2 separate regions of the Homo sapiens genome follow, and region 1 is linked to region 2. The links are chromatin loops, found by intact Hi-C in ENCODE. Cell type or tissue: Caco-2. All regions are shown on one strand. Each heading gives the region's core, and the rest is flanking DNA. Links, peaks and the distances in the headings are about the cores only. Region 1 overlaps MAST4 (microtubule associated serine/threonine kinase family member 4). Region 2 overlaps LOC124900988 (a long non-coding RNA gene).

The links. Hi-C counts contacts between places; a loop is a spot of excess contacts. Peaks named below come from ENCODE experiments on the same cell type or tissue, not always from the same donor. Only the 100,000 strongest peaks of a DNase experiment are listed, where the experiment ranks them.
Region 1: a loop joins it to region 2, with 18 times the contacts of the local background. A loop is called at or near these places in 4 of 110 quality-filtered maps.

The regions. Positions count from the first base shown.
Region 1 is chr5:66,790,946-66,802,777 of GRCh38, reverse strand. All of the region lies in intron 3 of MAST4 (microtubule associated serine/threonine kinase family member 4), which reads right to left. Among named protein-coding and RNA genes, the nearest start is that of MAST4, 200 kb to the right of the region's middle. In Caco-2, for the core only: a CTCF peak has its summit at 5,706 (motif pointing right); no DNase peak of the experiment used is centred there.
Region 2 is chr5:66,301,353-66,313,184 of GRCh38, reverse strand. All of the region lies in intron 1 of LOC124900988 (a long non-coding RNA gene), which reads right to left. Among named protein-coding and RNA genes, the nearest start is that of LINC02065, 98 kb to the right of the region's middle. In Caco-2, for the core only: CTCF peaks have their summits at 5,327 (motif pointing left) and 6,616 (motif pointing left); a DNase peak (open chromatin) is centred at 6,634.

The DNA of each region.
Region 1 (11,832 bases), core at 2,410-10,409, 490 kb before region 2:
AATTGGGAAAGGTATATTGCATGTCCTAGAGAATTAAGGTCATGACGCTGAAAGTGTTGGGGTGATTTATGAGGATCACAACTGGAAAAATAAAACAATCCTCCACACTCCCAAATTAGAAGAGAGACACTCACACTAAGACTCTCAATAGAAAAAAATAGACTCTAAACTCTAAAGACCTACAGAGACCAAAACTCAGTCTTCAAACAGATATGGCCCCCAAGTCATTAAGCAGAGACACATTTAACCCTTTACATATGCAAGAAGTGACAAAGATTTAAAGTCAACGATAGAAATGCTATAGTTTTTTTAAGAACTGTAATAGAGGGTAGACTAAGAACACTAAGTCCCATAAAGTTTGTTTTCAAAGAGCCATAATTCTCTGGTTGGGCTCTCAAATACTTAGTTTAGTTATATGAAATTCCTATTAAAATGTTTTATGTTCTCAGCTCACTTAATAGCTTGATTTTTCTAGCAGTTTGTTTATGCCCAGCTTCCATGAATACAGAGAGAATCATGCTTTAAATAAAAATGAAATACAAGAAAAATGATATTTGAAAGAATAGAAATCAAATTAAAATCTAAATTGCAAATCATCTAACATGTATAAGAAAGCTAAATTAGAACCCCAAGAAATGCTGAAAGGGAATATATTTTTAAGGATCATAAACCAAACAATAATATTAATTGCGATAAGAGGGCTTATTTAAATGAAAAGCCCAAAACTAAGGATTTCATAAGCAATGTTCTTAATTTATATTCTTAACATGCTAACATTTGTTTCTGTCTTTTACATAGCTAACCAATTACAGTATATTTCTAAGGAACCAATTTTATTTGCTGACAATTATTTGTTATCTTAGTTATAAATTCTGCAGCTTTTCAAGCAACAAATGAATGTCTTACATCTGGAAAAGAAAACACAAAAAGTGATGGTATGATGTTTGAATACATGCAATTACTGGTATGTTACATTCTAATTAACATAATTAGCTTTGAAATAGTTCTCACAATAGCTGTCAACACTTGTGTCAATTTAGTGGCAGTTAATGACATGTGTAACAAAGATCTGCTATTTTTTCCACTTAAAAATAAAATAAACCTTTCCAAAAAGAAAAGACAGGCAGCCTCACTGAATATTTAAAACTCTTTTTAACCAGTAAAGCTCTATTCCAGATGATTTAAAAAGCAGATCTTGTAGTTTATTCCACGGGTCTAAAAATCGGGGTATGAGCACCCCAGTGGTGCACAATATAATCAACTGGGGTTTAGAAAACAAATGTTAGAACATCAGTTTTCATTTTTTAACATCTCTTCTTACTGGTTTTAGAACATTTCATATGTTGATATTGAAGCTGATAGCTGGTATGTACCAGTACTGATGGCTAACACACTTCCTTACAGGTTGGCTGATAGTCACAGCCGCAAACACTCCAAGTACACCCTAACCTCCCTATCACCTACCCCAGGATTCTCCAATCCTCTCGGTGATGGTGGCAACCGAATTTGCCTCCAGGTCCCTTCTGAAATTCTACAGTAAATGTCCTCTCTAACGGTTTCCTAGTGGAGATACACAGGCCTGTTAAAATTCTTTCAGAACCTCCTCTAAGCACATAACAATCACTTTAAAATACATTTACATATTAGGGATGCTTACTAAAAAATGTTTTTACTGATGGGCTGAGCCAGGAAAAATGTTAGAGGCCCAAAAGGCATCTTCTAACTTTGTTACACCTGGGCAAATGATAGCCAAATTTGACAAAGGCAAAAAAAGATGGGAATATTAATAATACTTTCAGTAAAAACCTGTTAATCTTCTAAAGATCCAAATATACAGGTAGTGTGGTAGTAGTATACAAAATGTTAATTCAAAAGAAAGCAAGACATCTGTTCAAGTCACATTTTTGTTGTATATGGTGACACCTACAACTCATATTTTTTATACAAAAAGAAGATTCATGAAGAGCAGGATCCTTATCTTTTGTGTAATCTTCTGTGTAATCCAATGAGAAGAATGAAAAGAAATGAGTTGGGTTTCTTTTTTCTAGTGGTCTTTTTATTTATTTATGTAGTGTTTTTTAACTTTTAAGTTCAGGGGTACAAATGCAGGTTTGTTACATAGGTAAACCTGTGTCATGGGGGTTTGTTGTACAGATTATTTCATCACCCAGGTATTAATCCCAGTACCCATTAGTTATTTTTCCTGATCCTCTCCCTCCTCCCACCCTCCACCCTCAAGCAGGCCCCAGTGTCTGGTGTTCCCAACTTTGTGCCCACGTGTTCTCATCATTTAGCTCCCACTTATAAGTTAGAACATACAGTATTTGGTTTTCTGTTCCTGTGATAATTTGCTGAGGATAATGGCCTCCAGCTCCATCCATGTTTCTGCAAAGGACATGATCTTGTTCATTGCTATGGCTGCATAATATTCCATGATGTATCTGCACCCACATTTTCTTTATCCCATCTACCAAAATGTAACTAAAAGAATGCCTTTTTATTTTTTAAAGGCATCATCTCTTAAACTCTACTCATGTCAAAGATGTTATATTATCCTTCCCCCATAACTTCTAATTTCAAACAAGCCTTATGTCTGACAAGTTATCCTGCAGAAAACATGGCAAATCTGCAGTTATCTGAAAAGAATCATAGAAAAGCTTATCGTCACAAGGCCAGCTTAATCAGTTCTATAAATCATAAACTTGGGATGTACATTTAATGAAACTTAAATTCCATAATCTAATAATACATCAGCTCCTCTTGTCCAAGATGACAATAATAGTTAATATTTATTGTGTTCTTATGTGTTCCAAGTGGATATCCTCAGTTGTATGACCTCACTTGACTCCAGCAACAATGACATGAGATAGGTACTATTAATATTCCCATTTTCCAGATGCACAGGAAGGTTATGTTCCTTGGTCAAGGTCACATATCTAGTAAGTGGTAAGGTCAAGACTCCAACCCAGGCAGCCAGGCACTGGAGCCCATGCTCTTAAACATTACTCTAAACTGCCTATAACAATTAAATTCTAAATCAAGTACTTACACAACTGATCACAATTCAGGTTAGGGCCACAGCAGAGCATGATCCCTCTGGACAATGGGAAAGGGGTGAGCCAAGGTCTATCTGTTCCATCCAAGAAATTCTCCAATAACAGGGTTCATATTCAAAAGCAGAGCTCTCAAAGTTCAGTTAAAATGTAGAGGTGCTATAGGCACAACCAAATATAAGTCCATGATATTTCATCTGGTGTCATTTAAAAGAACCCACCCAAGGAAATATCCTAGGTTCACATCTTCAACAGCTACAGCTCATTTTCCTGAGCTCTTTAGGCATTCAGGCCATTTTGGGGATGAGGAGAGAAGGGGGAGAAGGCAGGAAGAGATGCTTCCAGTCCTACTTAATTATATAATAAATGCTTTGGTTCCGATATGCACTATTCCAAGGAGGGTCATGTAACCTGGATTGGGGTGAGGGTGGGTAAAGAGGGCAAGGAAGAGGCAGTGTGTACACTAAAGTACAGACAGGTATTGTCCAGGCAGAGAAGAGAGTTACATAGAGAAGAGTTTTCTTTCCAGAATAAGGAAGAGCCTGGGAAGAGGAGTCCGAGGTCGGAGGAACGAATGGCAGGTGGTTTACTACCACCCATTATTCTGACAAACTCCAGAAGCACATAAAGATGAGAAACCTCAACCCTCCATCATGTGAATCTGTCAAGGAGATGAATGTGTCCAGAAAACAGGAACAAAACTCGGAGGTTTTTAAAAGTTTAACTGATGACTTTAAAATCAGAGCTTTATAAAAAGGGGGTACAAAGTATCACTTGTTCAACATTATTTATAAAGCTAAACTTCATCACTGTATTTAGGAACCAAAGGGGGAAAAATGTCAACTTACACTTATACAAACAAGGAAAGAAATACCCGTACAAACCTAACTAAGCACCCATATAAACAAGGCAGGATGCATCTCTAATCAAAGGAAAACAAGTTGGTTACAGGCAATGAAGAGATATTTCATACTTAAGAGTACTAGAACAGGCATTAATTCTTATGAAAAGAATGATAAATGTATACGCCTGTTTTCTTAGGGTTACAGATTCATCCGTGACATACTAGAACCCAATTATTACTCACTAAATACAGAATTCTACTGTGAAAACAGTAATGTACCTTCAATTCTTAGACTGTCTAGAACATACGCCATCCAGAGAAGAATTCAAGTTTTGTTGGTGAATCATCTTGGAAACAAAGATTCAGAGACAAATAAGTAAATGACAGACAGGAGGAACAGAAGTCTGGGATCTGAGGAAACAAACCTGTAGAAGCACTAGGGCTTGGAATGACAGCCAGTCCTAGTATGGGATCAGAATTATCAAAACTTGAGCAAGGGCTTTATGCCTCTACATATTATTTGTAAAAATGCCTGCCACTACTTAGCACTCATTATTGAAGACTTTTTTTAATGGAAGCTGATGTACCCTGAACAATAAAAGATTTAGTAGATCCCAAGTAACTAAATTGGACATTACCACACTACTCCACATTTCACTTAAAAACAAATTACCAGTGTCAGATCACAAAGATCTCACAGTCCAGTAGGTCATGATGAATATGTAGCCACTGAATCTAACAAATGCACAGACTTACTTCCTTTTGGCTAAAGTACCGGAAAATACCATGCTTTCCACCTTGGAGATTTCCTAAATTAAAAAGACTAGCTTAACTTAGGAAAATGAAGTGAAGGCTCACCATCCACCTTATATGGCATCACCATGAGTGGTGGTGGTGGTATTCTAGGGTGCAGATTAAGTCAGAACTCATTTCATCATCACTGATACACATGAGCCTCTGAGTTTTCAGGTGGTTCCTCTGCCTTCTCAACTATCCTAGAAATATCACATTAAGAAGAAACATTATTGTCCACTGCACTGTCCACCTTTATCTACCACTCCCCACCCATCACACTGTATGCAATTTCCACTTGGCCTTGAAGCTTGCCTAACCAAAACCTACTCAACGTTTAACATTCAGTTCAAGTTGCAAAGTTTTCCCAGACACCTGCAGGTCAAGTCTTTCTTCTGCTTCTATGAATTCTCATGGCTGCAAACTCTCCAGCATGTTGTTAGCTTCCACCTTGATCTTGGATTTCCCAAAAGTCTTCTTGCAACTAGTTTATAGGCTCCTTAAAAGCAAGACCACGTTTCGCACAGATTTTCATACTAGTCAAATAAGAGGGAATCCATTAATAGCCAATTAACTGATCAATAAGCATCCTGGGGAACACACTGATTCAGAATCCCAGAGTAGACTGAAGCTTCAGGTGCCAATGAACCCGGAATAAGTATAATTACCACTACTACTCATTATACTAACCACAAAACTATATCTAGAAAAAGCAAGATAGGAAACATAATGAGGCATGTTTTCCCAGAGCCACAATAACCAGGGATTTCCTAAGAAGTCTCTGAAGTAAAAGGATAATTTTTCATTTTTCCCAAGACAGGAAATGCTACATCCCAAAATCTTTCCCCCAACAAACCGCTATCTAATTATTATGGGTTTCTTGGTTTCTTTTGAGAATAAGATAGCAAACACGTCAATGCTGGTATTTTAACAAAGGAGGAAATAGGATGCCAGAAGGACAAGCTGTGCCACCCCAGCAGTCCACCAGAGGGGAACCTGTCCACACCAGTGGGCATTTCCATAACAGTGGCCGTCACTACTTTGCCACATTATTTTAATCATTTCCTCAGACACGGAAACCAGTAAAATCCTGAACAGCCTAACCATTTAGCTAGTCTGGGCACCAGGAGCCTCTGAAAATGACAGAAACAGAATTAAGATCTCCTCAGTGTTCCTTTCATAAACAACTATTTTCTAAGTACTAACCACAGACCAGGCACTGTCCTTGGTGCTACAGATACAGTAAGGAATAGGACAGCTAGGTGCAGGCATTTACCACCCTATGGATCATCTCTTCATACTTGGTGGACAAGCTGTCGACCTCCTAAATGGTTGGCACACCAGTTGGGTAAACAGGTAATAAATAAGCTCTAACATGCAGAGATCTACGTACATATATGTGTAGTATTGCTGTTCCAAATTTGTTTTGCTCCCCTCTGTGATGGTAAACAATTAAAAGAGGGCATGTGTTTCTATTATTTAAATCCCACATAATGTATATGGACACCATTCGCCTCACTGTCAAATGGACCTTTGATAACAGGAAGTCACACTTGACTGGTCTTTCCAGGCACACCCACGCAGAGACCCATGCAGAGAGCTGCTCCAGCTGGTGCCCAATCCTTTCCAGGAAGGACAACACCTAAAGAAGGTAATGAACATTTTTTAACCTCTGCAAAATGAAAAGAAGAAAAAAACTAAGACATGGGGACATTTTAAGTGACTGCGCTGAGTGGAATTTCATTTTAGGAAAAATAAACTTCTCCCTCAAATATGTAGTTCTTCACTCGTTCTTAGACCGAATCGCAATACCCTTCACATGCCTACTAATTACCCATTGGGCAGCCAGCCATGTTTACAATCAGAATACACATTTAGAATATCTTTTCACAGAGATAGCAGTTGGATTACAGAGAGGATTTTACACTTCATTTTAAGCTGATCTTTGATTTACAGACTCATGTTAAACCAGCTACTCTGTGGATGGGCTCAGGTGAGCCTATAATGAGATTTATCTTCATGGATTAGGCCTGACCTATAATAATCTGCTCAGGGCTCCCTACTGCTATTTCAGCACTGAGTTATGAAAATTCATCCCTTCACTATAAACAGAACCTAGCTCAGAGGGTAATAACTATGAGATGTATTACTCCTCGAATACAAGCACTCCAGAGACTCTGATTATAATGTCCACAGCTGAAGGCACTATTTCACAATTGAGATTACTACTTTCCAGATGAAAAAAAATTCTGAGCTGTGGAATAATGCCTTCAGCTACACACACTGTAATCACACTCAGCAGTTCCTGTATCCCAAGAGCAATACAGGTTACCAACAGTTGGTTTGGTAAGCTGATTTAGGGAATAAAGGAAAGATGTTATAGGAGGCAGCACAGATAATCCTAATTTCACATTCGCTTTATCTACTGACTTTAGCATGAGAGTTCAACAGGTCCAATAACCATATTGATTTCACTAAAGCATAAATTTAAAAGAATAATTTTATAACCAAACCAACTAAGTTTTAAAGATAACACTATTGACTGCTGACCAGGGTATAGTGAGATGCACTTTACCAATCTAAAAGTATAAATTTGTACGGCATTCCTAGAAACAGCTTAGCAAGAGCTATGGAGAATGTCAACAATGCTTATATTCTTTGCCCCAGTAATCCCACTCCAAGAATCTACCTGAAGAAATCATTAGAGGTGAATAAGGACTTATTTAAAATCCACTCACCACCATTATTTGCAGTAGGAAAAACCTGGAAATAACATAAAGGGAACAGTTTAGTAAATTATGATAAATCCACATACTGGAATATTATGCAGCCTTTAAATTGAGTCATAATGGCAATAGAGAAATGTTAATTCATAGATGAATTCTACAACTTTGGTTAAGCAATTTATTCAAGGGCATTCAAATTGTTCCTACATCAATATTTAACAGATACTCTCTCAGAGTTAACTAATTAGACTTCGGATCAGGTTTTTGGTTTTGAGCTATAAGGCTAATGAAGTATTGATATAATACTAAATGACTGCAAATAAAGTCTGTACCCTAAATAAATGCTGACATTATGTCTCTACATTCTGAATGAATTAAAAAGGAAAAATACACTTTTGCATACATTTAGTAAATTTTCCCTGACTTCTTATAATGCATTTCTTTTTTGCAAATGGAAAAGATGAATATTCATCAAGGCTCTTTGAATATATTACAGTTTAAATAGTTTGGTTTTAATATTTATAGAACATCATGAAATGTAATTTCTCCATTGAAAGAAACGTATACGATGTCAAAAGACAGCCACTAAAGAAACATAAAATTAAGCCACTTAACCTAATATTTAAAAGTTAAAATATAGCATTTGAAAGCACCTTGTCCCTTCAAAAAAGTTAAGAATTCTAGAAAGATATTTTTCAGTTTGGTTGGCACATTTTGAGTAAAGATAAGAAAGAAAGAAACAAGCTACTCCCACATCATGCAAGTAAGGACAAAAAGGTTAAATTCCTACCTCAATTCAAATGATCTAAGGGAAAAGTGCTTGTTTTCTTCCATTCTGGATAATACCATCCCACCTAAAGCTACCTCACAATCTCCAAGAAACACTTTTTCTACCAACCCCAAGAACATTGATGACAGCATTTCTTGAGTGACAGGCACTATGCAAAGTACTGTACAAGAGTTCATTCATTTAATCCTCACAATAACCTTCTGAGGTTATTACAACCATTAGCCCCACTACACAAAGGAAGAAGCTGAAGTCTACACAGTCAGCCCTAACTGAGGCTAATAAATGGCAGAAGCTGGAGTTGAGCTCAGGCACCCCATGCTCTCAACCACTCTGCTTTTCCCTTTCATTCTCATTTTCTAACTGAATGATTACAGCTTAATTCCTGAATAAGGTTTCCATAACTAATTTCTCTCTGGCTTGAAGAATAGCTTCTTAGTAAGGCTACATAATGTAAGCAAAAAATTTATCACAGATTAAAAACAAAACCATAAATATACAAGAGTCTGTTCTAGAGCACTGAAAATGTACAGAAAGGAGACATATGTTTATGCATTCAACAAGTTCACTGAGCACCCTACTATGTGCCAGGCACTATTCTAGGCACTGAGGAGACAGCTTGGAAAACAGAATTATCTCTGCCTTCATGAAATTTACATTAGAGTAGTAAGAGATATATAATAAAATAAGCAAACGATATGGTATACTGGACAGTGATAAGCTATGGCGAAAAATGAATGAAGGAAATGAAATATGTGGCAAGCAATATAGGGAACAGTTTGAAACAGGATGGTCAAGGAAAACCTCAATGGGAAGAATGTGAATGAAACCTTCACACAAAAAAGATGAGGCACAGGATTCCAACCAACCAGAAAATTGGAGAAAAATACCAGAAACTAATGTTCATGGTGCTTCTGCCATCTATCTATTACTCCCAAGTACAAATGGAGTGAATATTTCTGATGATGGCCACGTAGCCATTTTAAACTTCCATCATCAAGGCTTACACCCTTATTTTCCTACAAAGAAATAAGTTGCCACTGGTCCTGCTTTTGCCTCCTGAAATTTCCATCTTTCTTGCCAGAAAGCAGCATCTGTATAAATCCCCTGGCTTTTGACGACTATGACTTCTGTGATAAACTACCCATGTGTGTGGGGAGGGACAGAAAGATGGAAGAAGCAAATGGGAAAATGAGTTTTCCCCTCTTCAGATTAATGTATATGAAGTATACATCTGACACTTCATCAGCACTCCCGGCTGGTGTCCCAGCAGGCGGACACTGGCTGAGCATGTATTCTGCCAGCTACCAGGCTACTTAGGATGAACTGGCAACATGCCATTTATCTGAAATGCCCAATGTGTCTGGGAAAGGGAACACAACTATATTTAGCATAGCCAAGGAAAACTAGATACTTCAGGCTAGGAATTAATCTCCTCCTTGAGAAGGTAGTTAGCAATACCTTCAAGCTTGCCTATGGCATTTAAATCACTAAAGGTCATGCATTTACTAAAATTCATACCTACCAAACCTCAGGGCCTTCATTTATATCTTACTAACATATTAATACCTCTCACGTTGAGGGCCTATACTTTTCTGAAATGTATTTTGTTGCAATTGGGCACGGAACTGTTATATTGAGTATAATGCTATCATCTGGACATAAACCAATTTGGTTCCTTGTTTTTCCAATCCCCCCCATACTTGAACACACACATCACTTCAACTTAGTCAATGAATCAAAATATATAAACAAATGTGACTATATGATTGCTTAAAAGCAGACTAATGAAATTTCCTTGAATGTAGACACTAATAATCTCTTCACAAATTTTGTCACCATATTTTTTGAGTGGCTGATGTGAAACTCAATGGGATTTAGCCTGTATCATAGACTTTAAGGCCAATCACAACTGTAAGATGCACACTGGACAGCAAAGCCATAGAGATTTTAGATGGATGGTCTTATTAGGTCACCCATTACAGCATGAAGAATCACACCATCGTGCTCAACCTGCAACTAAAAAAAAAAGTCACTTTTCCATAAATAATTATTTATTCCTTCAACATTATTTACTGAATGCTTTCTATGTGCAAGGCATTGTCCTGAGAGCAGTGAAAAGTAGAAAGTAAAAATCAGACAAGAATTCTGCCCTCAAGGGGCTTGCAGTCTAGCAGGGAGGTATTCGACATAAACACAAAGAACAAAAACGAAGGTGTGCCATGATACATGTCAGGCGGAGTCGGGGGAAGGATGGCTTACAGCTCTACGACAGGGGCAAGGGGTAGACAGAGAGGCCAGGAGGAGAGGATCATCAGCATGAGGAATGTTCTACTGCACAACGCACCTCCGCAAATGTCAATTTGTTTGAAGACAAGGAAAAGAGAAAGCTGAAGAGAAGAAGGAAAAAGAAAAAATTATACAAGGTGTACATTCCCACTTCTTCAGCACAATTCTCTCTCAGGTCTATTAGTTGTAATCGGCAGAGATAATTTTGATATAATCCAATCTAAATGAGGCAGAAACACGAAACAGATCAACTTTAATGCCCCTTTAGCTGTGTGGTTCGACAAGTGGTACCAAAAGCAGGAAAGGTCACTAACATGTACTTGAGTGACACGTCAAAATAAGTGATATGGCATCCAAATCTGGGCACATGGCAGCAGATTAATAAAGAAATCAAGATGGTCGTCTGTCTGGCAGCTCTCCTCTGGCTGCTGCTCTTAATACAACAGAAGGTGAGGGGCAAATAGTTTTCTGTAGACTATAATTAGGAACTAATGAACTCTCTGAAGGGAAAGGGAAAGATAAGGGTTAAATTTTAAACCTTCACTATCTAGTAGTAAATGACTAATCACATTCTGGCTTCTGTGCCCAAGCTTACCTACAATACAATAACAACAACAGAAATAATAATATTGCTAACATTTGTGACTTGTTATATGCCAGGTACTATTATAAGTTTTTTCTACATGGTATTTCAGCATTTTCCCCAGAGTTATATTAAGCAAACACTATAAACATAAAAACCTGCAGGTAAACAAGCTAATAATTTAAGTGATTCCTTGATAACAATGTCATCTGATAGATTTTGGGAGGTACTCTTCTCATGTTTTCTATTAATAGTTCTTACTGCAACCTCTTCCCAAATATCTTAGGTCAGGTGACATGCATTTCATCAATGAATAAGTCAGTTTCTGTTTCTTGGTATGTGACTGTTAGTACTAGTAAGAAGATAGATTACTTAAGAATGGCTGGACATGGTGGCTAATGCCTGTAATCCCAGCACTTTGGGAGGCCAAAGCAGGCGTATCACCTGAGGTCAGGAGTCCGTGACGAGCCCGGCCAACGTGGCAAAACGCCGTCTCTACCAAAAATGCAAAAATTAGTCAGGCGTGGTGGTGTACTCCTGTAATCCCAGCTACTCGGGAGGCTGAGGCAGGAGAATCGCCTGAACCCAGAAGACAGAGGTTGCAGTGAGCCAAGACTGTGCTACTGCACTCCAGCCTGGGCAACAGGAGCGAAACTCCATCTCAAAAAACAAACAAAAAGAAGATATATTACTTAAGAAAACATATTATTCTGTGACAGTGTTGTTTGAATTACAATGATTGACTTGGCGATAAACAT
Region 2 (11,832 bases), core at 2,066-10,065:
TAAGAAGATATAATAGTAGAATTATGAGGAAGGCACCCAGAATCTTTTTACTGTTAGGCCAGAACCAGGAGAGGGACAATAGTAAAGCAGGAATCTGAAATATTTCATATGCATGGAGAAACCATTTTACAGCTACTTCACAATTACATCATGCTCTCTAATGATAGGTTTTCATCATCATGGATAGAGCTTGGCTTGGTAACTCCAAACTCTTGAGAGAAAACTGTGCCAAAAGCAGAGGTGTTTGATCCTGGGAGAGACAGTTATTAAGGGAAAATTTTATGCAAATAAATCAGCAAACACTAAGCAGCTGGATACCTGCTACCAGGGCAAGCTTGGAGAGACTTAGAGGCCAGCTGGCAGGGAAACTGCTAATTGAAAATAGACAATCATGGGGTTCTTAAGCAGATCAGTGATATCATGCTGCTACTTCATTTTTCTTTTTTTTTCTGCTTTGTGACAGAATTGAGAGAAGATACAAGGGACATTTTAGTTGGTTAAGGATGCCAGAAAGGTTAAAATCAGGCCACCCTCTCGGTAGTCAACAGTCTATACGGAAAAAAAAAAAGGATATGGTTCTGATGGAGAAATGGTGGAGACCACAGAGCTAGAAGTCTTGTAATTGCAAAAACAAAAGAAAACACTAAAAGAACTAAGATTTACTATTGTCCTCAGGACAAACAGGGTTAATATTAACTGAAAACCAGTTAAGCATTACTGTTGACTCTCCTGGAACAACTGCTATAATGCAGATTCCTGGGCTTCCATCCAGGTACTTGATTCAGTAGGTCTGGAATGGGGGTCAGAAATCTGCATGTTAATAAGCATTCAGATTCTGATAGGATTCTTATAGGAATAGTCAAAAAACACAGTGAGAAACATTGGATTAAATTGTGGTGCAAATTCTATCTAGTGATGGTAAATATTTCAATTTGGGGCTAAAATGTGATTTAGCTCTTAAATAAAATAATTATTGATTAGTAGATGTTTGCACTAAGTTATATGCATAAGCTTCTTTCATGGAAACAGAAAACTAGAGTGGAAAGCCATGCTAACTGGGCTTCTCTGTTACCCACACCTGTGAGGAGGGCGTCCTCTAAAGCAGCTCACCCAGCGCAGTGGTTCTCAATCCTGACTGCACATTAGATCATCTGGGGTGCTTATTAAAAATACCAGTGCCCCAAGAAAAGGATGCCCTCTCTTACCACTCCTATGCAACATAGTGTTGGAAGTTCTGGCCAGGGCAATCAGGCAAGAGAAAGAAAGAAAGGGTATTCAATTAGGAAAAGAGGAAGCCAAATTGTCCCTGTTTGCAGATGACATATATTTAGAAAACCCCATTGTCTCAGCCCAAAATCTCCTTAAGCTAATAAGCAACTTCAGCAAAGTCTCAGGATACAAAATCAATGTGCAAAAATCACAAGCATTCCTATACACCAATAACAGAAACAGAGAGCCAAATCATGAGTGAACTCACATTCATAATTGCTACAAAGTGAATAAAATACCTAGGAATCCAACTTACAAGGGATGTGAAGGACCTCTTCAAGGAGAAATACAAACCATTACTCAACAAAATAAAAGAGGACACAAACAAATGGAAGAATATTCCATGCTCACGGATAGGTAAAATCAGTATCATGAATATGGCCATACTGCCCAAGGTAATTTATAGATTCAATGCCATCCCCATCAAGCTACCATTGACTTTCTTCACAGAACTGGAAAAAACTACTTTAAAGTTCATATGGAACCAAAAAAAGAGCCCCCATTGCCAAGACAATCCTAAGCAAAAAGAACAAAGCTGTAGGCATCACGCTACCTGACTTCAAACTATACTACAAGGCTACAGGAACCAAAACAGCATGGTACTGGTACCAAAACAGAGATATAGACCAATGGAACAGAACAGAGCCCTCAGAAATAACACCAAACATTAACAACCATCTGATCTTTGACAAACCTGACAAAAATAAGAAATGGAGAAAGAATTCCCTATTTAATAAATGGTGCTGGGAAAACTGGCTAGCCATGTGTAGAAAGCTGAAACTGGATCCCTTCCTTACACTAAAATTAATTCAAGATGGATTAAAGACTTAAATGTTAGACCTAAAACCATAAAAACCCTAGAAGAAAACCTAGGCAATACCATTTAGGACATAGGCATGGGCAAAGACTTCATGACTAAAACACCGAAAGCAATGACAACAAAAGTCAAAATAGATAAATGGGATCTAATTAAACTAAAGAGCTTCTGTACAGCAAAAGAAACTACCATCAGAGTGAACAGAAAACCTACAGAATGGAAGAAAATTTTTGCAACCTACCCATCTGACACAGGGCTAATATCCAGAATCTACAAAGAACTCAAACAAATTTACAAGAAAAAAACGAACAACCCCATCAAAAAGTGGGCAAAGGATATGAACAGACACTTCTCGAAAGAAGACATCTATGCAGCCAACAGATACATGAAAAAATGTTCATCATCACTGGTCATCAGAGAAATGCAAATCAAAACCACAATGAGATACCATCTCACAACAGTTAGAATGGCAATCATTAAAAAGTCAGGAAACAACAGATGCTGGAGAGGATGTGGAGAAATGGGAACACTTTTACACTGTTGGTGGGAGTGCAAATTAGTTCAACCATTGTGGAAGACAGTGTGGTGATCCCTCAAGGATCTAGAACTAGAAATACCATTTGACCCAGCAATCCCATTACTAGGTATATACCCAAAGGAATATAAATCATGCTACTATAAAGACACATGCACACGTATGTTTATTGCAGCACTCTTCACAATAGCAAAGACTTGGAACCAACCCAAATGTCCATCAGTGATAGATTGGATTAAGAAAATGTGGCATATATACACCACAGAATACTATGCAGCCATAAAAAAGGATGAGTTCATGTCCTTTGCAGGGACGTGGAGGAAGCTGGAAACCATCATTCTCAGCAAACTATCACAAGGACAGAAAACCAAACACTACATATTCTCACTCATAGGTAGGAATTGAACAATGAGATCACTTGGACACAGGGCAGGGAACATCACACACCAGGGCCTGTTGGGGGATGGGAGGCTGGGGGAGGGATAGCATTAGGAGAAATACCTAATGTAAATGACGAGTTGATGGGTGCAGCAAACCAACATGTTACATGTATACCTACGTATCAAACCTGTACCCTAGAACTTAAAGTATAATAAAAAAAAAATAGGTAGAAGGCAAAAAAAAAAAAAATACCAGTGCCTGGGCTCTACCCCAAACCAGTTAAATCTGAACGTCCAGGAATGAAGCCCAAGTATCAGCAATTTTTAAAAGCTCACCAAGCAATTTTCAGGTGCAGCCAAAGTTGAAAACCACTCGCTCTAATGAGAACTGAAGGGCTAGTCTTGCAAAACGAACCTAGGAGTTCACAAACACGGATTTTGCTGGTAGGGCCTCTTTCAGAAATAACACCAGACAGGTGCCTTTACTTCCAACAGCCATGGCTGGTAAGTAGGAAATTTTAGCTCCATCCAGTCAAATACTGGCTGCGGTGGAAAATTAGCTCAGTCGTCATCATTGATTAAGCAGTATTTTTCAAAGTCTCTATTCATCAGGAAAGGGATCCCACTCAACAGATTAACAGGTTATTTTAGTGATTAGCTAGTGGTTTTCATCAGGTTAGCAAAATGCTTTATAGATACAGTTCAGTCAAACAGTAGCTCCTGATATTGACAAAAGAATTCTCCCAGCACTCTCCCCCACCCATTCCTGACTCTCAGGGTTGGGGAAGGCAGTCAATTCATCCCACCTGGTACTGTTGTTCCCATTGCCTCAGTCTACTCCATCCTGTCCATCTTCTCTTACACTCCAAGGCCAGGATAAGTTCTGGGTTTTGACTTGACAACAATATTCAAATTCTCCTTCTCAATTATTCTTTTTTGAATGAAACAAGCTTTATATCTTGAACACTTTTTCTACCCAAAATGCCTTGCAATTGTTGAGGTATTTGTATAGGCTTCCTCTGTACTTTCCATCTTTTTCACATCTTTTAAATAACAGTTTCAGCAAGCAGTGCCATTCAAGCAATTATCCGAATCATTTAGTCTGCCTTGGTTGGATACCTTGAGAAGGTGCGCAGTTGGCAGCAGAGAGACCAGGGACTCCTCTGCTCTTGCTCTGAATTCTCCCACCCCAGATTTCTGATCCTTTGCCAGCTTTGAGGAAGCAGTCTTGCTAGAGGCCCACTTCTTGTGGCCCTTAACAATTCCACCACAGGAAGCAGCTTGGTGTCATGGCGGGAGGGAGGTCTCAAGGCCCGGGAGCCTGGAGATGCAAGGGGGGGTCATGACACCACCTTTTGTAGCTGAGGGACCCTTAGGCAAGCCATTTAACTTCTCTGAGCTGCTGTTTCCTCTCCTGTGAAATGGAAATAAAAATACCCACCCTGCCTCCCTTAATAGATTGTTGTGAGAATAAAGTGAGGTGGTAGATGTGAAAGGGCTCTGGAAATTGTGAAGCCTCATATAGCTCCAAAGTTTTAGCATTAGACTGTGGATCCTCACAGCCCTGAATTCCATTCTTCATGACAAAGAAAGTTGTCAACATCAAATGCACAATTGAAGGGCCCCTTTGGGAACACACGACAAGTTCTCCTTCCTACTGTCTGAATTACTGATGGAGATAGATATTCCCAAGGCAGAGAAAATTCTGCTGGCTTTGGTCCCCTGAGAGCTGTCATAGAAAATATGACAAGAAAGCCTGCAGAAAGATAAAGGGATTAAGGGGCTTCAAAGAAAAGGGTTTTGTTTTAGCAAAGACCTTTTCTATAGAGGTCTCTAAACCAGTACAGGCTCTTCACCCGTCCCAGATGGTTTACATGGTGGCCCTGTCTGAAGGCCCCAGATGGCTAAAATGACCTCTATGAAAGCATCACACTGTCTGAGGAGCCTAAATCATAAGCAAGGCAATCAAGCTTCTACTTTTGTCACGTTGCACTGAGTCAGCCAAAACCCATCAGAGGACAAGTATTTTGCCAACGTGAAAACAGAATCATGCACATCTTTACCAGGATATTTTAACAGCAAAGGAAATCTGAATTCACTTGCCATATAAAGGAGAGGCTAGAGGAGTTATTCCTATCCAAAAAGTAAGCTGCCTTATGGTCAGAATGAAGCTCGGTTCCTAGGAATGAATGTCACATTAAATGCACAAGATTCAATGTGGAAAATGTATACAGTACAGATACAGTTTTAAAATACTGTATTAATAGAATGAGGGGAGCAGTTGTTCAAGCCTGTAACGCAGTTGTTCTAAGAAGCTTGATATCTAGTGACATCTAGTGGTGGCAGATATGAAAGCCTTCATGGCTACTATTTTCAGGATGGCAAAACAATGAATTCACCAAACTTGCCTATTGGTCGGAGTATAGTTTTTTGCAATTCTCATCTTCACTTGCCCATTCCCCATGGACCAGAACTTGAGAACTCACATCCAACGCAGAATATGGTAGCAGCACTAACAGAAAAAAAACAGAATATCTTCAGGCCTGCTGTATTTTTCATTTTTATTTAAATTGGTGCTTACCATAAACCTACTTCCTTTAGACACGGTAGATAATTGTAGCGGCAAGAATATGGCATTTGTGGGTCAAAAATCTAAGATGTATTGCCTGGTATAGACCTAACCTAGCAGACGGTATGACACTAAAGAATAACCTCGTTGAAGAACAAACAGCATGTTCCCTTTTGAAATAATAAGATTTTTTAAATGCTTTTTATCCAAAAAAGGTAGACATTCTCCCTTTTTACCTAATGAATTTGCTGTTCTTTAGTACTGTACCATTCAGACCTGGCTAGCATAAACTCCATCTTACCGGTCTAGTGTATTCCATGACGGTAAGGCTTCACTGTAGCAAGACAATACTTTTTCAATGTGTCTGAGAGAACTCAGCGTTCCAGTAGCCACAGCCTTCTGCTGTTGAGAGATTCCCTCCTATGAGGGCTTTGTTATCAGGAAGCCAGTAAAAGTCTCCGCCCAAATCAGTAGTAACAGCTGGAAGGGTCATCAGGGAATAACACTCAGCTGGGGCTTGCCTTGAGTATAGGAAAACAGCAATTGCTTTACTTCCTATTCACATCCCTTTTTGGAAATTCTCCTGGAATTTTGCAAAAGTACTCATCATTCATTCATTCAACAAAAGAAATAAGACTTTCGTGAGAGTTTCTTGTCTTAGTCATTGCATTTACCAGATAAGGTGGTTTTGAAGCCCACATTAGAATATAATTTGAGCTTGCATAAGCTGTATGATGCTTTAATACAAGCTTGTCCAACCCGCGGCCCAGGACGGCTTTGAATGCAGCCCAACACAAATTCATAAACCTATGAGATAACACAAATTCAAAACATTATGAGATTTTTTTGCAATTTTTTTTAGCTCATTGGCTATCGTTAGCGTTAGCTATTTTATGTGTGGCCCAAGACTATTCTTCTTCCAATGTGGTCCAGGGTAGCCAAAAGAGTGGACACCCCTGCTTTAATCCATTGTACCACAATCCTACAAGAAACCATCCTCAGAGGACACGTTTTCCTGGATCTCATCCAGGCTGATGGGTCCTCAGGAGAGCCCTCTAGTGCTCAGAAGCAGTATCTGCACCAAGAGGAGCTCATTGCAGCTAGGTACAGGCTACAGTCAAGACCTAAAGGGAAGCCCTGGGAGGTTCTAATGCCGGATTCAAAAATCAGGGGCGGGAAGGGGGAAGAAGAGGGCATAGATGGAGTCTGAGGAATCCTGTAGTCCTCCGCACACTCAACAGCAAGGCCAGTAGCCTCTCTGGAGTTCACAGATGAACAGCCTCCTGCCCCATTGACCTGGAGGAGGAGAGAGGAGGATATGCCTTTACTGGTCAGTGAGCATCTTTCCACCAACACTCCGTTCCATGGCTCTAATGCCGTTAGGAAGAGCAGCTTGGAGAGCTGGCTAGCTACCTGTGTGAAATATTTGCATGGCTTGCTTCATAATTTCATTCAAGTGTCTGTTTGAATGTTCCCTTTTTATAATGGCCTTTCCTGGCCCTCTATTTCAAATATCCCACCCTGCCCTGCTTGCTACCAGAGCTCTCTCCTGATCTCCAGACTGGTAGTTCTGGATGCCACTTGAACTGCCACCTAGAGGCATCCAGGACTACCAATGGCTGCAGCATTTTGTCCTCAATTGTCCACAGCTGAACACATCTTCTTCCCCCAGACCTGTTCCTCCTCCTCCTGGGGTCCCCACCTCAGTTACCAACACCATCACCATCTGGCCACTCAAGCAGGCATTCCGGACTCACGTCATTCCTTCTTCTCTCTCAACTCCCTCCCAACCTCCTCCTTCTCCCCTGATTCAGGCAGTTACCAGAACCAGCTGGTTCTTCCCATTAAATTTCCCTTGGATTTGTCCCCTCTGCTCCAGTCCCTCTGTCCCTCAGTTCAGCTTCTCACTGCCTCTTATTTCTCACTTGGACATTGAAATAATCTCCCTGCTTTCAGGCTTACCTCCCACAATTCATTGTCCACACCGAAACCACAACACGCTTTCTAGTCCTATTCTGTGGCCCCCTACCTGCTAAGTTTCCCCTCCCCATCATGTACAGGATGAAGTCCAAGTCTCTTTATAACCTGGATCCTAGGGTTCATCTCTCACCATTCCCCACATGCTCACCTTGTGTCATGCTCACACAGGTAGTCCTATTTTTTGGAACATTCCACCCTCTTCCATGCCTCTGTGCCCTTGCACATGCTGTTCCCTCTGACTGGAATGGCCTCCCCCATCTTCCCAGACCTCTGCTCCTCAGCCCCCTTACCCATGGATTTAGTTGCTTCTTCCTCTGAGTTTTCATAACACTTCACTTTATCTCTATCCAACAACTGTCTCATATATTTTTCATAATAATCTTTTCACCGATATGTCTCCTCCACTAGACTGTAAAATCCCCGAGGGAATAAGACAATATTTTCATTATTCTTTGTATCTCTAGCATTTGGCATTGTACTCAGCACATATTTAACGGCTCAATAAATGTTTGTTGAATGAATAAAAATTATAAGCCATCAGTTACATAGATAATATGGGAGCTTTTTGGAGTCAGAAGAGCAAAGGGACTTTGCTCTTCCGCAGCCTTAATTATCCAGGTTCCCCTTTTTATCTTCTTTTTCCCCAACCAAACCCTTATTTCCTTCAGGGAAACATCCTCCTCCATGCAGCCCATATGGGAAAACTAATCTCATTCCCAGTTCCAGAATGTTCCAAAGGTAATGCCATTCCAATGCCTTCCCAGTAATTGGTTCCAGATGAGCATATGACTGAACTTGGACCTAGGAGACATGAGAAAAGATTTTCTGAGGGCTTCTCAAGCTTGAAGAAACAACCCTTGAACTCTTTCTCTAGACATTGCTACAAGCCCAGGAAGAAGAAGCCAGCAGAGCCAAGAACATCTTAGGAAAATGGGGCAAGAGCCCCTGGATTAAGCCAGCACTGATGCCTACCCATCTCTGGACTTCTCATCATGTGAGCCCAATAAATCCTCTTTTTGCTTAAGTCCTTTGGAGGTCTTTATGCCATTATTCTTACTCATAATTAAAATCATCTCACCTGAAACATATATTCAAAATAATATACATAAATAAATATGTATGTGAAAAATATCACTTAATCACTCATGCCCTGCTTCATTCTCTAAAAGTAAATCATATTCATATCACCCATCCCCTTTGTGAAATATGTAGTAAGTCCTCAATTAACGTCATCAGTGGGTTCTTGGAAACTGCAACTTAAAATAAAACCAATCTTGCCTATAACCCTAGTGGTTTGGGAGGCCAACACAGGAGGATGGCTTGGGAACAGGAGTTCAAGACCAGCCTGGGCAATATAGCAAGACCCTACTTCTACCAAAAAAAAATTAATCAGCTAGGCATGGTGGCACATGCCTGTCCTCCCAGCCACTTGGGAGGCTGAGACGAGAGGATTGCTGAAGCCCAAAAGTTTGAGGTTACAGTGCGTTATGATCATGCCACTGCAGTCCAGCCTGGGCCACAGACCGAGACCTCGTCTCTAAACAAAACAAAACAAAACAAAAACAACCAGCACCAAAAAGAAAAAAGAAAAAAAAAGATAACAACTTTCCATTGGCTATTTGGTATAGACAAGAGTTAAATTCCTATGGCATATTTCTGGTTGCAAAAACGTCACCAAACTTCTAAACAAAGACCAAAACATTTCCAGTGTTAAACATTGAAATAAATGTGAGCTATACATCCATTTAAGAAATATTAATAGGCCGGGAGCGGTGGCTCATGCCTGTAATCCCAGCACTTTGGGAGGCCGAGGCAGGCGGATCACTTGAAGTCAGGAGTTTGAGACCAGCCTGGCCAACGTGGTGAAACCCTGTCTCTACCAAACATACAAAAATTAGCCGGGCGTGGTGGTGTGCACCTGTAGTCCCAGTACTCGGGAGGCTGGCAGGAGAATTGCTTGAACCCGGGAAGTGGAGGTTGCAGTGAGCCAAGATCGTGCCACTGCACTTCAGCCTGGGTGACAAGAGTGAAACTCCATCCAAAAAAATATTAATAAAAACGAGTAAGATAATTATTCACCCACTTATACCACTTCAGGGTTACGGGTGGTCAGAACCTATCCTAACAGCTCAGGCTGCAAGATTGGAACCAGCCCTGGCCAGGACATCATCCCATCACAGGGTGCACTGACACACACCCACACTCACTCCAGATGAGATTATTTAGACATGCCGATGCACCTAATGCACACATCTTCATGATGTGGGAAGAAACCAGAGTACACAGAGAAAACCCACACAGACATGGGGGACCATGCAAACTCCACATAGACAATGGCCCCAGCTGGGAAGCAATTTTTTTTCTCATCAATGTTATAACAAAATGATGCTGAATGAAATGACATTATCTGAGGACCTGCTGTGGTATAGCTTAAGAAAAATCAGTAGAGCAACCAGTGTCAGCCCAAGTTCATCACATAACATTGACTGACAATTCTGTCACCTTTTGACAAAGCTTGTGTAACAGCTAACATCCTGATGAGTAGAAGGGCAGAGGCTGTCAAGAGGAGTTCAGCTTCAAATTTCTATCACTGTACATTGTCCTATAATTTCTTCCCTAGCTTTAGTCACTACAGTATATTGATATGTCCATCAGTCCCCTGGTTGGTTGCCTTTAAAAAAAAAAAAAGACAATGATGTTAACAATTCTTAACCATAGGTGCGAGGCTCCACAAAGCTGTCACACTGAACCTGAAAGCTAAGAGAACACAAACAGGCAAGTCTGGGCCCCCTTTGGGAATGATCTTAGACTTGGGCAAGATTGCTGGCTGGGTCGGTGTTCGGTGTTCGCTCAGGAAAATGAAACCCCTGGGGATATTTTGATGAGAAAAGGATGTAAACAGACGCTTAGTTATAGAAGTGGTAGAAGGCCTGGAAGAACATACGAGAAAGAAAAGATTTGGTTTGGGCATAGGAGCACCAAGGCGAAGGGGGTTACCCAACCGTCTGCAAGCGGCTGCTGCCTGTGGACAAGAACTTGCACGTGGCGCTCCTGCTGGAGAAGGCACTGCTGCTGCCCATGGGGAACCAAGGAGCCTACAGGCCCGCTGGTGCCACCAAAGCCGCCATGATGCAGTTGCCCACGGCCGCCCTTAGCCACTCACTGCTGCCAGCGGCCTCCCTAAGTCTCCCCACCTGCTCCCAGTGAATGCCCTCCACTGTGGGAGCACTGGCAGACCTAACAGGAAGGGAGGGTGGTTTGCAGATTTCAAGCCCCCAGGGAAGAGAAGAGAGCATGGAAGGCTGAGTGTGGAGCTTTTCTGCCCCTGCCACCAAGGTCAAGGTCATATGGAACACATGATGCCTTTGAGAATAACAAAGGTGTGTAATGTTCAAGATTATTTCATGTATTTGTTCAAGAAACTCCTATAATCCAATAGAGGAGCTCAGAGAAGTATAAGGAGGCAAGAGTCAGATTATACAGATAACCCCTGCAAGGGCAAGATACCACAGTCCATCACTTACTGTTTGGTGGTCTCACATTCACATGGAGTCAAAGGACAACTCACAGGAGTTTGTCCCTTTTCCCCTTGCCTTGCCTGCCAGTTCACACACAGGCCACATCTTTCTTCCTTACATTTGCTTTGTTCTTCCTTCCATTTTCTCCCCATTACCCAACCCCCCACCTTTTTATGTTTTTTGCTTGTTTGTTTGTTTGTTTGTTTGAGATGGAGTCTCTCTGTGTCACCCAGGCTGGAGTGCAGTGGTGAGATCTCAGCTCATTGCAACCTCCACCTCCAGAGTTCAAGCGATTCTCATGCCTCAGCCTCTGGAGTAGCTGGGACTACAGGCATGCGCCACCATGCCAGGCTAATTTTAACATTTTTGTAGAGACAGAGTTTTGCCGTGCTGCCCAGGCTGGTCATGAACTCCTGACCACAGGTGATCTACCCACCTCGGCCTCCCAAAGTGCTGGGATTACAGGTGTAAGCCACCGTGCCCAGCCCCCTCAGTGTTTTTAACCAATCTCCTGATGCCTCCCGAGTGGACCCCCTCAATGAAGCCAGAGGGACTAGTTGGTTCTTTTGAGCCTCCCCAGCAAACAAATCAAATAAATGTTCCTCTTGTTACTATTTACCATGCTTGCCACAAAAGCACAAAGTATTACTATGCTAACAGAGTTCCTGTCTTTTCTCCTCATCTTCCTGAGACCACTGTATTAGTCTTGTTCACACTGCTTTAAAGACATACCTGAGACTGGGTAATTTATAAAGAAAGGAGGT